2 separate regions of the Homo sapiens genome follow, and region 2 is linked to region 1. Evidence: read pairs that join two places in POLR2A ChIA-PET (ENCODE). Cell type or tissue: B cell. All regions are shown on one strand. Each heading gives the region's core, and the rest is flanking DNA. Links, peaks and the distances in the headings are about the cores only. Region 1 overlaps TADA1 (transcriptional adaptor 1). Region 2 holds the start of LOC124904834 (small nucleolar RNA U13).

Evidence for each region. ChIA-PET counts read pairs that join two places held together with the same protein. Peaks named below come from ENCODE experiments on the same cell type or tissue, not always from the same donor. Only the 100,000 strongest peaks of a DNase experiment are listed, where the experiment ranks them.
Region 2: POLR2A ChIA-PET joins it to region 1 with 5 read pairs; 7 of 35 experiments call an interaction of 5 or more read pairs at or near these places.

The regions. Positions count from the first base shown.
Region 1 is chr1:166,866,324-166,871,707 of GRCh38, reverse strand. TADA1 (transcriptional adaptor 1) reads left to right here. Exons shown (of 8, transcript NM_053053.4): 2 at 1,854-1,945; 3 at 2,198-2,263. It also overlaps the pseudogene DUTP6. Among named protein-coding and RNA genes, the nearest start is that of TADA1, 7.2 kb to the left of the region's middle. In B cell, for the core only: no CTCF peak of the experiment used is centred there; no DNase peak of the experiment used is centred there.
Region 2 is chr1:167,041,293-167,046,676 of GRCh38, reverse strand. LOC124904834 (small nucleolar RNA U13) reads right to left here and starts at 5,242; the gene lies at 5,141-5,242. RefSeq lists enhancers at 2,503-2,652, 2,733-2,782. In B cell, for the core only: no CTCF peak of the experiment used is centred there; a DNase peak (open chromatin) is centred at 2,436; H3K4me3 peaks cover 1,116 bases.

The DNA.
Region 1 (5,384 bases), core at 203-5,202:
GTTGACCTATTGACTAATGAATGTGCAGCTATCAAGTGGAAAGGGTACCAAGCTCTAGAGCTGCATGTGTTCTGTTGTTAAGTGAAATGGGCCTGAAAGATGGCAGTGTCGTGGGTTTTGGGCCACTTAAGACCCCATAAAGGCTATGGGTTTTCTCCTGAAAAACAACAACAACAACAACAACAAACATCAACCCAAAGCTTTGCATGCAACTACATATGATCATAGTCAATTACATATAGAGATACTAAGATGACTTGAAGCTAATCCACACACAGAGGGAGATCTGCCATGGGCATTATATGGCAGTGAAAATATTAAATCATCCCGTTGAGAAATCTGATTTTTTTTTCCTGTTAGGAACTCAAGTATTGAGTAATTTTTCATCCCATTCCATAATAAGAAGCAGCTTCCTTAAGTACCAAAACCAGGGTTGTGGATGTGGTGTGATAAGTGACATTATTTCACTCTAATTCCTAACACTGTTGTTAAAGTGTAAAAGGTTAAGTCATTTTTTTTCTACCAGTTACCAAGTAATTTTTATTATTAGGTGTTGATTTTCACTTTAAAAACTACAGATATCCCCAGGCATTTTCTTTGTGCTGAGATGTTTAGAAACCCATTTTTTTTTCAGCCAGTTAGATTGAAAGTTGAGTTTATCTGAAGGGAAGGATGTCACCTAAAACAAATATAAATGACTACTCCCCTCTCCGTTAAACACACACAGTTTAAAATATAAATCTTAAATGCAGGATTCTGGAGAGTAGGTCTATTAGAAAGGTGACAGTGAGAAACAAGGGTATAGCTATAATAGTTTTGGGCTAAGTGAATCATGAGTCCAATTCTGTGACTACCTGCCAATTCCCTTTTATTTGTTTTGAGACAAGGTCTTGCTCTGTCACCCAGGCTGGAGTGTAGTGGTGTGATCATGGCTCGCCGCAGCCCTGACCTCCTGGGCTCAATCAGTCCCTCCACTTCAGCCTCCCAGGTAGCAGGGACTACAGGCATGCACCAACATGCACAGCTAAGTTTTGTATTTTTTGTAGAGAGGGAGGTCCTGCCATGTTGCCCAGGCTAATCTCGAACTCCTGGGTTCAAGCGGTCTGCCTGCCTTGACCTCCCAAAGTGCTGGGACTACAGGCATGAGCCACCGTACCGGCGAGTCCCCTTTTAGGGAGGATTTTCCTTTCTTTGTTGGTATTCTGATTCCTAGGTGTATTAGTTTGCTAGGGCTGCCATAACAAAGTACCACAGACTGGTTCGCTTAAACAACAGAAATTTATTTTCTCACAGTTCTGAAGGCTGGAAGTCTGTGATCAAGATGTTGGCAAGAGGCCTCTCTCCTATAGATGACAGCCTTCTTGTTGTGTGTTCACATGGTTATTTCTTTGTGAATGTATCTGTGTCCTAATTGCCTCTTCTTATAAGGACACCAATCATACTGGATTAGGGCCCACCCTAATGGCCTCATCTTAATTACTATTTAAAGGCCCAATCTCCAAATAGAGTCATATTCTGAAGTACTAGGGTTAAGGCTTTAACACAGGACTTTTGTGGGGGGACACAATTCAGCCCATAGAGCCAGGGAATGCAAAATTTCCTTTCCTCGGAGTTGGAGCATGTATGCTGAACTTGGGGAAGAAGCAAAATGTGTTCATGCTGTAGTCCCAGCTACTCAGGGGGCTGAGGTGGGAGGGTAGCTTAAAGCCAGAAGTTCAGAGCTCTGATTGTTCCCCTGCACTCCAGCCTGAGTGACAGAATAAAAAACCCCGTCTCTTTAAAAAAACAAAACAAACAAAAAAAACTAGAAGCAGCCAAATCTGTGGTTCTTAGTATTGTTTCTGCCTCTGCAGATACTGGGCTAACCTAAAGCTGTGGTTCAAGCAGAAGATCAGCAAAGAGGAGTTTGACCTTGAAGCTCATAGACTTCTCACACAGGATAATGGTAAAATAATTATCTGCAGAGTTATTTTACTATTCTGTAGTTTTCCTAGATTTGTAGTAAAGTCTTTTCCCTTTTTAAAAAGTAAAATTTTGGTTTTGTGGTGTATAAGGTTATCTTAATAATGTGGATACTTTAAGTATAAAGCATGGCAGAATAGGGGATATCCAAAATCTTGAGAAGCTAGACCAAAGTTGTGGTTTCCTTATGTTGAAAATGTTTTGAATTTGATTGTCACTATCTTTCCTTTTTCAGTCCATTCTCACAATGATTTCCTCCTGGCCATTCTCACGCGTTGTCAGATTTTGGTTTCTACACCAGGTAAGGGAGTGGAAATACTTCCAGTGTGTGTAAGTCAGCAAAGCACTAGACTTTAGCTTTCTCTAATAGACACAGCTAGTGTTTGTAAAGCAGATGTTTTTGAACTACTCAGAAGAAAAGTTTTATTAGGTAGATACAAATTCTTTTACAGAATCTTTTTTTTTTTTTAAAGCAGAAACTCTTTATTTTTAAGAAAAAGGTATGATTTCTCATTTTCAGTTCTTGGCATACATTTTAATTCTTTCCAGTGGAACCCAAACCTCCTGAACCCCTTTCAGTGTCATCCAAAGCTTGAATTTCTGTTTCTGGAGAAAAAGTCTGTTCACAAATGAGCTATGCAATTTGATCACCATTTTTGACACCAAACTTTTCTTTGCCAAAATTGAATTGTACAACACCAACACTTCCTCTATAATCTTCATCTTATGATGCCAGCTCCTACATCAGTAAAGTGTTTTTCAGCCAAGCCAGATGTGGCACTACTCTTTTCTAACACCCAGAAGGAAGGACTGTCTGAATGTTTGTTTTCACAAGTGCTTTCTCCCTAGGTGGTATTGTGTAATCCTAGGCATGTCCAAGTCCTAGCCCCCGTGGACCCCTTGGTCCGGGCGTGTTATGCTGGGAGAGCTGGGCAAGGCTGCTCTGTGTGCCACCCTCCCCCGCAGGCCAGTTTGCTCAATGGGGGAAATAGTGGTGTCCCTCAGAATAGGGCTTGAGAGAGCCAGAAGGCAAGCAAGGAGATAGCCCGGGAACAAGAGGGCGCAGGGTGAGCACCACAGCAGGGACTGCCCAAATCTACGGAGCCTTGTAAAGCAGGTTATGTCCCTGTACTTATATTACCTTTTGATATTGAGTCCCCACTCAGCTACATTTTAGATTACTTAAGTAAATGAGAAGTGAGGAAGAGGGTGGGAGATCAGGATGAAGAAGGTAAGGGAGATGAAGAGAGGGCAGTTGGTGTTAGGTGTCCTGTACCTAAGGGATACCTAACTTGAAAGGTGTCCGTAGTGGGGAGGTGGGGGAACCCAGCATATGTTGGGAACCTGGACTTCCACTATGTTCTTAGGTAAGATAGCACCTGAAAGGTCAAGCTTCAGCACCTGTGTTTCACAGATTATTGGTAGATAACAAGAGGTAGGGGATAGTAGCATGTTGAGGGGGTAGGTGGAAACGAAACCTGTCACTTTAACCTGAAGAGAAGATTAAGCTGTAAGTCACCTCTCTCAACCATCTTATTTTAATCAGTCAAAAACAAGTAATTAAATACATTGAAAACTTTCCTCATGATAAAAGTCATACTGGACTTTTTAAAAAAAATTAGGCCAAATGATTTATTCAGTAGTTTTTATATTTCTAAATTGCAATTTATATCTATTCATAAGACTACAAAAGTTACCATTACAATTGTGCTTACCAACTCCTGTTGTAGATTAAATTGAAATTTTTTTAAGGGCTTAGGGTGATTCTGATGATCATATATCGAAAGCTCATGTTTTATCTATAAATGGCTGGTATTTTTTAATCCTCTCTCTCTGTTTACTTCTACTGTATGATAAAGAACTCAAGCCAGGGCGTGGTGGCTCACGCCTGTATTCCCAGCACTTTGGGAGGCTGAGGCGGGCGGGTCACTTGAGGTCAGGAGTTCGAGACCAGCCCGGCCAACATGGTGAAACCCCTACTCTACTAATAATACAAAAAAGAAAATTAGCCGGGCGTGGTGGCGCACATCTGTAGTCCCAGCTACTCAGGAGGCTGAGGCATGAGAATCGCTTGAACCTGGGAGGTAGAGGTTACATTGTGCCACGGCACTTCAGCCTGGGCGACAGAGTGAAACTGTGTTTAAAAAAAAAAAAAAAAAATTCACATAAGATCTCCTAACACCTCGTTCTTTGACCCTCAAAGAAGTCGTTGTTAATGTGTAGTAAACTGTGAGCACCTGCTTGTGGGGTTGTTTTAGAGAGCAGTGACTGCCTCCCTCCCCTCACCACACTCATCACCGCACATTCTTACACTGTGTCAGATTTTTGATGTGCTATTTAATTTATATACAAGTAGACTTTAGCCATTCCTCTTTTATGTCCAAAGTTAAATCATAATCTATTTTGTTACATAAAATTTAATTTGATCAGAAAAGCCAATATTGTGAATCTTACTTTTTAGGGAAGCATATTGTAAATTGCCACATATGCCAAAGATAAATGGAGTGATCAGAAGTAAAAACCCTGGTTGATAAGAGTCAAGAGACTTAGGTTCAAGTGTAGGTTTTGCCACTAGCTTACATAATATAGTTACTTGGGCTTTCAAATTTATAAAATAAGTACAGCAATATCTACCCCGTAGGATTATGAAAAAACAGATGAAAGAACTTATAAAAAAGTGATTTTAAAAATAAAAAATGCCAGCCAGACACAGTGGCTCATGTCTGTAATCCCAGCGCTTTGGGAGGCCAAGGTGGGTGGATCACCTGAAGTCAGGAGTTCAAGACCAGCCTGGCCAACATGGTGAAACCCCGTCACTACTAAAAGTACAAAAATTAGCCAGGCATGGTGGTAGGCACCTGTAATCCTGGGTACTAGGGAGGCTGAGGCAGGAGAATTGCTTGAACCTGGGAGGCGAAGGTTGCAGTGAGCCGAGATTGCGCCACTGCACTCCAGCCTGGGTGACAGACTAATACCCTGTCTCAAAAAAAAAAAATAAAAATAAAAAAAATTGCCAAACAAATGTTGAAGTGGTATTCGTAAGTACAGGTGGCTGATTTTAATTAGATAAAAACCTTTGATATTCTGAATGGTTGTTAATAGTTATTTTAAAATAAATGAAGAAGCATTTGGATTTTGAGAATGTATTCTTCCATTGAACACCCCAAATTTCTCAAAATGAAATTAATATTTGTTAGCAACAAAGAGAAGATTTCTATTACAAGTAAAATATAGTTGTTTGTACCTCACAATTTTGGATGGGTTGTTTTCTAGTTTTCTAAGCTAGTCAGGAAAGATGATATTAATAATAATATTTGTTGAGTATAGCATACTAGACACTTTATATGCATTATCTTTAATCCTCACAACAATTCTGCATGGTAGGTGTTAGCCTGTTTTTATAGATAAGGAAACAAAATTAA
Region 2 (5,384 bases), core at 82-5,081, 180 kb before region 1:
GACCAAGGGAATGAGGTGTAGGGACCACAAGCACTTGCCCAGGCCCTCAGGGTGGACAGCCTACAGGCTTCTCCACCTCAGGGAGACCCTGACCCTGGGAGACTGCTTATACCTCAGCTTCAGGCATTGCTCCTCTTCAGAAGCCTTCGCTCCTGATTGCAGTCACTCGGCCTCAAGTGTGGGCTCGGGGGAGTCCCTCTCTTGTTATTTTCTCTGGCGAGGCACCCTCTTTGAAGCTTGCAGCTGATTCCTGTAGTGTTGGGCTGCAGCAGCCCCTTTTCTCTTTACCAGCAGTAACTGGACAGGGAATGATTTGCTCAGAGCAATACAATGACAAGAAAAGAGCCCCTGAATGAAAGTTTTTCCCAACCTGAGAGTCCTCCTAGATGCCACTTTTTTTTAAAGTCAACTAGTGGCCAGTTTTGAAGACATTATCCCTTTAGCATCTCTCCTATGAGTCTTCCTCCTCCCCATTCTCCTTTCTGTTGCAGCATTGTTCTGGGGCATAGAGACCTGGCCTCATCTGCTTATATATTCCTGGTTTGGAACAAACCTTGTTTTCTGCTCATTGGTAGCCCTTCAAGCCAACTTTATGCAAAACCAGGGAAGTGGCCTCTGCATGGGCAAGTGTCTAAATTAAGCATTTCAACCTACATAAAAACATGTCACCCTAACCCCACTCCACCCTTCTAGGCTGGCTTAAATTTAAGAATATTTGCACTTAAATCCGACTAAGAATATTTGCACCCCAGAAATTTCAAGAGATTATAAGTTTGGACTTACTGCTGATCGATACATTTCAAAACTTCCAATAAAAGAAATAGTACTTACAGAGAGTTGTACAAAGTATAGAATATTCTTTACTTTTTCCTTGTCTCAAGCCAAGCCATCGGATCTGCATCTTCGGTTGGAATCACCTTGAGTCCCTCTGGAATTCTTTTACATAACTACTTTAGCATTATTCCACTGGTCATCATTGTAGGAAATTGTTAGAAGCAATATTAGGTCTCTCATTTTTGTATTTATCATTAGAGTATTGTTGAGGACACTGCTCACTACATTGTAAATTACTTGTTGATGAAAATCCACCAGATAATTTTCTCTCAGGTCTGCTTACTAGGAAAGTTTTTGCTGCTCAGTTTTTTGGGTTTTTTTTCCACGATCTTGGCTCACTGAAACCTCCACCTCCTGGGTTCAAGAAATTCTCCTGCCTCAGCCTCCCAAGTAGCTGGGATTACAGGCATCTGCCACCAAGCCCGGCTAATTTTTGTATTTTCAGTAGAGACGGGGTTTCGCCATGTTGGCCAGGCTGGTCTCGAACTCCTGACCTCAGGTGATCCACCTGCCTTGGCCTCCCAAAGTGCTGGGATTACAGGCGTGAGCCACTGCACCCGGTTTCTTCTTTTTTTTTTTCTATTCCCATTAGGTCATAAGTTTTTGCTACATATAAGCAAGTCTGCTATAGACACATTGTGTTAAGGACACCATGAATTATATACAACTTGTGCTTTCCTCATTGCAATGATTGCTAGGAAGTTCAGAGTCAAACTTATATATGTCAAGGAACTGTTCAGGATTTTTCTAAATGGAGTTGGTGAACTAACTTTGTCCATGATTTCATCTCGCTCTCTCTCCTTTTTTGCCCTCATTTTATCTTCACAGTGATTTTGACTTTATTTAGTTCTCATCTTTTATGTATTTGTGGAATCCACCTTAAGTCCTCTTGAAAACAAGATGGGATTGAGTAGCAGTGAATACGAATAATAAAAACAGCTGTGGGGAGTGAGGTATAAGCGCCTGGAGTTGGGGTTGGGGAGGGAGAGTTTTGGCTGATTCAGCTCCTTGGGAGTCACAGGCCTGGATGAGGGGCATGACATGGAGGACATGCCCTGAGTGAGGGTGTGTGGTGAGAAAGCAGCTGAGGACGGGTTCTGTGGACAGCTTTATCACAGATGGAGGAGATGACAGTGAAAGGCCTGCAGCATGGCTGGAGGAAAGGAAAGCCCGAAAGAGGTCGGTCTGGGAAGCAGGAGAATATAGGTTCTTCCCTTTTGAAGTATTTTAAACAAGCCCATCATGTTTCTATTCTGCCCTTTTCCTCATAAAATCAACAAGAGGAATTGCACAGTTGAAAGACTTAATTGAGCATAGTTTATTTGGCTTGGCAGGCTTCTATGATTTTTTTTTTCTCTCCTGAACTAAAAAAAAAAAAAAAAGGCTACCCACGGAGAGAGAAGCTTTTCTGTTTCCACCTAAAGTTCACTTCCCACATTCCCAGCAGCCTTGGCAGACCCCTGTCAGTCTGGTCTATGGCGAGAGTAAGCGAGCCTTCCTGCACTTCCAGTCTGAGAGCACGCCCTGGTCTACCAGCGGATCCCGCGGGGAGTCAGGGCCCCAGCCTCTCCAAGCTCCTGTGGCCGAAGGTGACGTCAACACCCACTGCGCGCCTTCAGAGCGGCAGCGAGGCGGAAGTGGATTTCTGTAGAGAGGCACCTGGACTCATAATTTAGTGTACTTTCACTGCCTCCCCCACTTGGCAATCAAAACCGGAGATGCTTTTGAGCTTTCTTTTGTGCTGCCCGGAGAGGAGATGGGCTTATTGTGCCAACGGGCAATTATTTCATATCGCTCTACAGAGCACAAGCTGCAGCTGTCTTGGAGCAGGAGCTTTGCAAGGTGGATTCAAAGTGTCTCGTCTCACCAGGCATCCAGGAAGAGGCTTCAAACACCCTGCGGGAATACTTAGTGAGCAACTTTCTAGACACATCAGCCTCAGTGAATCTCAACTAGTCAGTCTCCCTGTCTCAGTATCTTCAGGTGTGCATATACCTGCTAGAGGTTGTCCAGGGTGGGGACAGTGTATTAGAGGAACATGAGCAATCGGCTGAGGAAATGAAAGAAGAACTGAATTTTATAAAGCATATTCAAAGGCATGACCCATTTTAATCTTCACAGCCACATTATCAGCCAGGCATTATTCATCTTAGTTTACAGATGAGGAAACCAACGCTCGGGATATTAAAGTGACTTGTTAAGGAACATGCAGCTGGTTAGTGACAAAGATAGAGCCCAAACTCAGGTCTAACTATGTTAGTTCTGGGCTGTCTTATAGATTTTTTTTTTTTCCCCAGAAAGAGATTGAGAGAACCCTTAAATAAAGATGTTAGTTGCTTAAGTACAATTCATACCATGAGCCTTAGTCTCTCCCTTCAGGAACAATCTATATGGTTTATCAGCTCAGGGCAGCCTTCCTCCTCTCCCAGCATGTTACTTTCATCTTCTTGTTCTGTCTTTTCTCTAACTGGCTTTCATTGTCTTTTTTATGAAACTAAAAACATCCTGCAGTCCCTTTGAACCTGTTCCATGACAGAGGAGAGCTCTGTGGCTTGGCCGGGGAACAGTTAAGCGGAGCAGAGAAACAATGCCACCATCAAATATCGCCCAAGGTCCCATTAATAAGGGTTGTTCTCCAGACCCGACAGGACCAAAAAGCAGGGTTGCATTTGTGTTATTTCTGCTCCCTTAGCTTCTCTACAAGTTTGATACCATGGAAATAATTGAGGAAGACCTAAAAACCAGGTGCTCCGGCTTTGTGTGACTTTGAACAGTGGCAAGGTCTCTGGAGTTTTTTTTCCCTCTTATTGATAAAAGAATCAGTCAGGAAGAGGTTCAAGATCCTCTTCTAGCGCCAACAGTCATCTGTATGGAAGAAACCAATATTTTTACCTCTGCTTTTGACTTATCAGTGGGGTTGACCTGCAATTTCTGAATATGGCAAATGGGAATATGGGGAAAATCATATGAAAGAATAGTCTATTCTTTTAGAGATGGTCTTTCAGCCTGAATCAGGAGAATAACATCATTTCTTTTTCCATTACTTTCTGAGGAAGGAAAAGATGTTCACTCTTGTAACTCCAGTGCCTAAAACAGTGCTTGGACATAGCGTGTGTTCAACAAATATTACTTGAATTAATGAATTAATAAAATAAACTTAAATATCCAAGAAATCCAATATTTCTTAAAATTCAAGACTCTAATTAATATTTGAAAATCTTTGTTTTTGTCCATGTGCTAAGTACATGTCTGTGATACTCCATGGTCCCCATACCCCACCCTCCAATTGAGTTTCCATAGGACCTGAGGTCTCTTTGGCATAGTCAGATCTTGCTAGAATTTAAGGCTGTGTTAGTTAACAAAAATATAATAACTTGAAGCATGAGGAAAAGTCTCATCAGAGACACAAACAGACAATGCACAGGAAAAGAAGTGAGAATTACACTTAACCCTGGGAAAAGATGCTCAACATCATTCACTTATAAGTGTAAATTGAAACTACACTAAGATACAATTTCCCACCAGTAAGATTGGCAAAAATCCAAAATTTGGACCACATACTTTATTGGTGAGGCTAGGGTGAAACAAACACTCTTCTACATTGCTGGTAGGAATAAAAGATGGCATCATGATGATGGAGGGGAATAGGGGGAAATTTAGCAAAATTATATGTGCATCTACCATTTGACTCGGCAATCATACTGAAATTTATCTTTCAGAAATCTAGATTTTAGAACACTATCCCAAAGCCACAGTAGCAAAAATATGATAAAAGATGTATGTATAAAGTACTGTTACAGCATTATTTGTAATAACAAAAGACTGGCATCAATCAGAATCGACAGCACAATAGTTAAATAAACAATTCTTCGGCCACATAATGATACAGTGCAGTGTAAAATGGGGATTATCTCTATACAGTAAGTGATCTCTAGGGTATATTGTTAAATGAAAAAAGCAAAGTAAAGAAAAATATGTGTAGTAAGCTACCATTTACATATAAAAGAAAGAGTAGAACCTATCTACCTATCTCTGTAGGTGTGCATTTGCTTACATTATAAAAACCAACAAGGGAATAAAAACTATTTTTAAATAGCTGTATAGAAGAGGAGAGGGAGGAATATCTTTGAATATTCCAAAGATTTGTCTTTAGAAACATAAATTATTTTTTAATTATAAAACAAAATTAAATAAATACATAATCCCCCAAAGCAAAAATAAAATGTGATTATATTTGTGTAGCCAGTAAACACCATTATGAAACAAAGAAAAATAATTTCAAATGACTTTATTTTATATTTTTTCATGTCAGATGGGTAATGTGCCCATGCTATAATAAGGTTCGAGGGTGGCACATCTCACACATGCACATACAAACTCAATCATCACACTTAAGCTACAAAAGCAACCTCGAGTGACTTTTTTTTTTTTTTTTTTTTGAGAGCATGTATCTGATCTTGGCTCACTGGAGCCTCCACCTCCTGGGCTCAAGCAATCCTCCTACCTCAGCCTTCCAAATAGCTTAGACCACAGGCGTGCGCCACCATGCT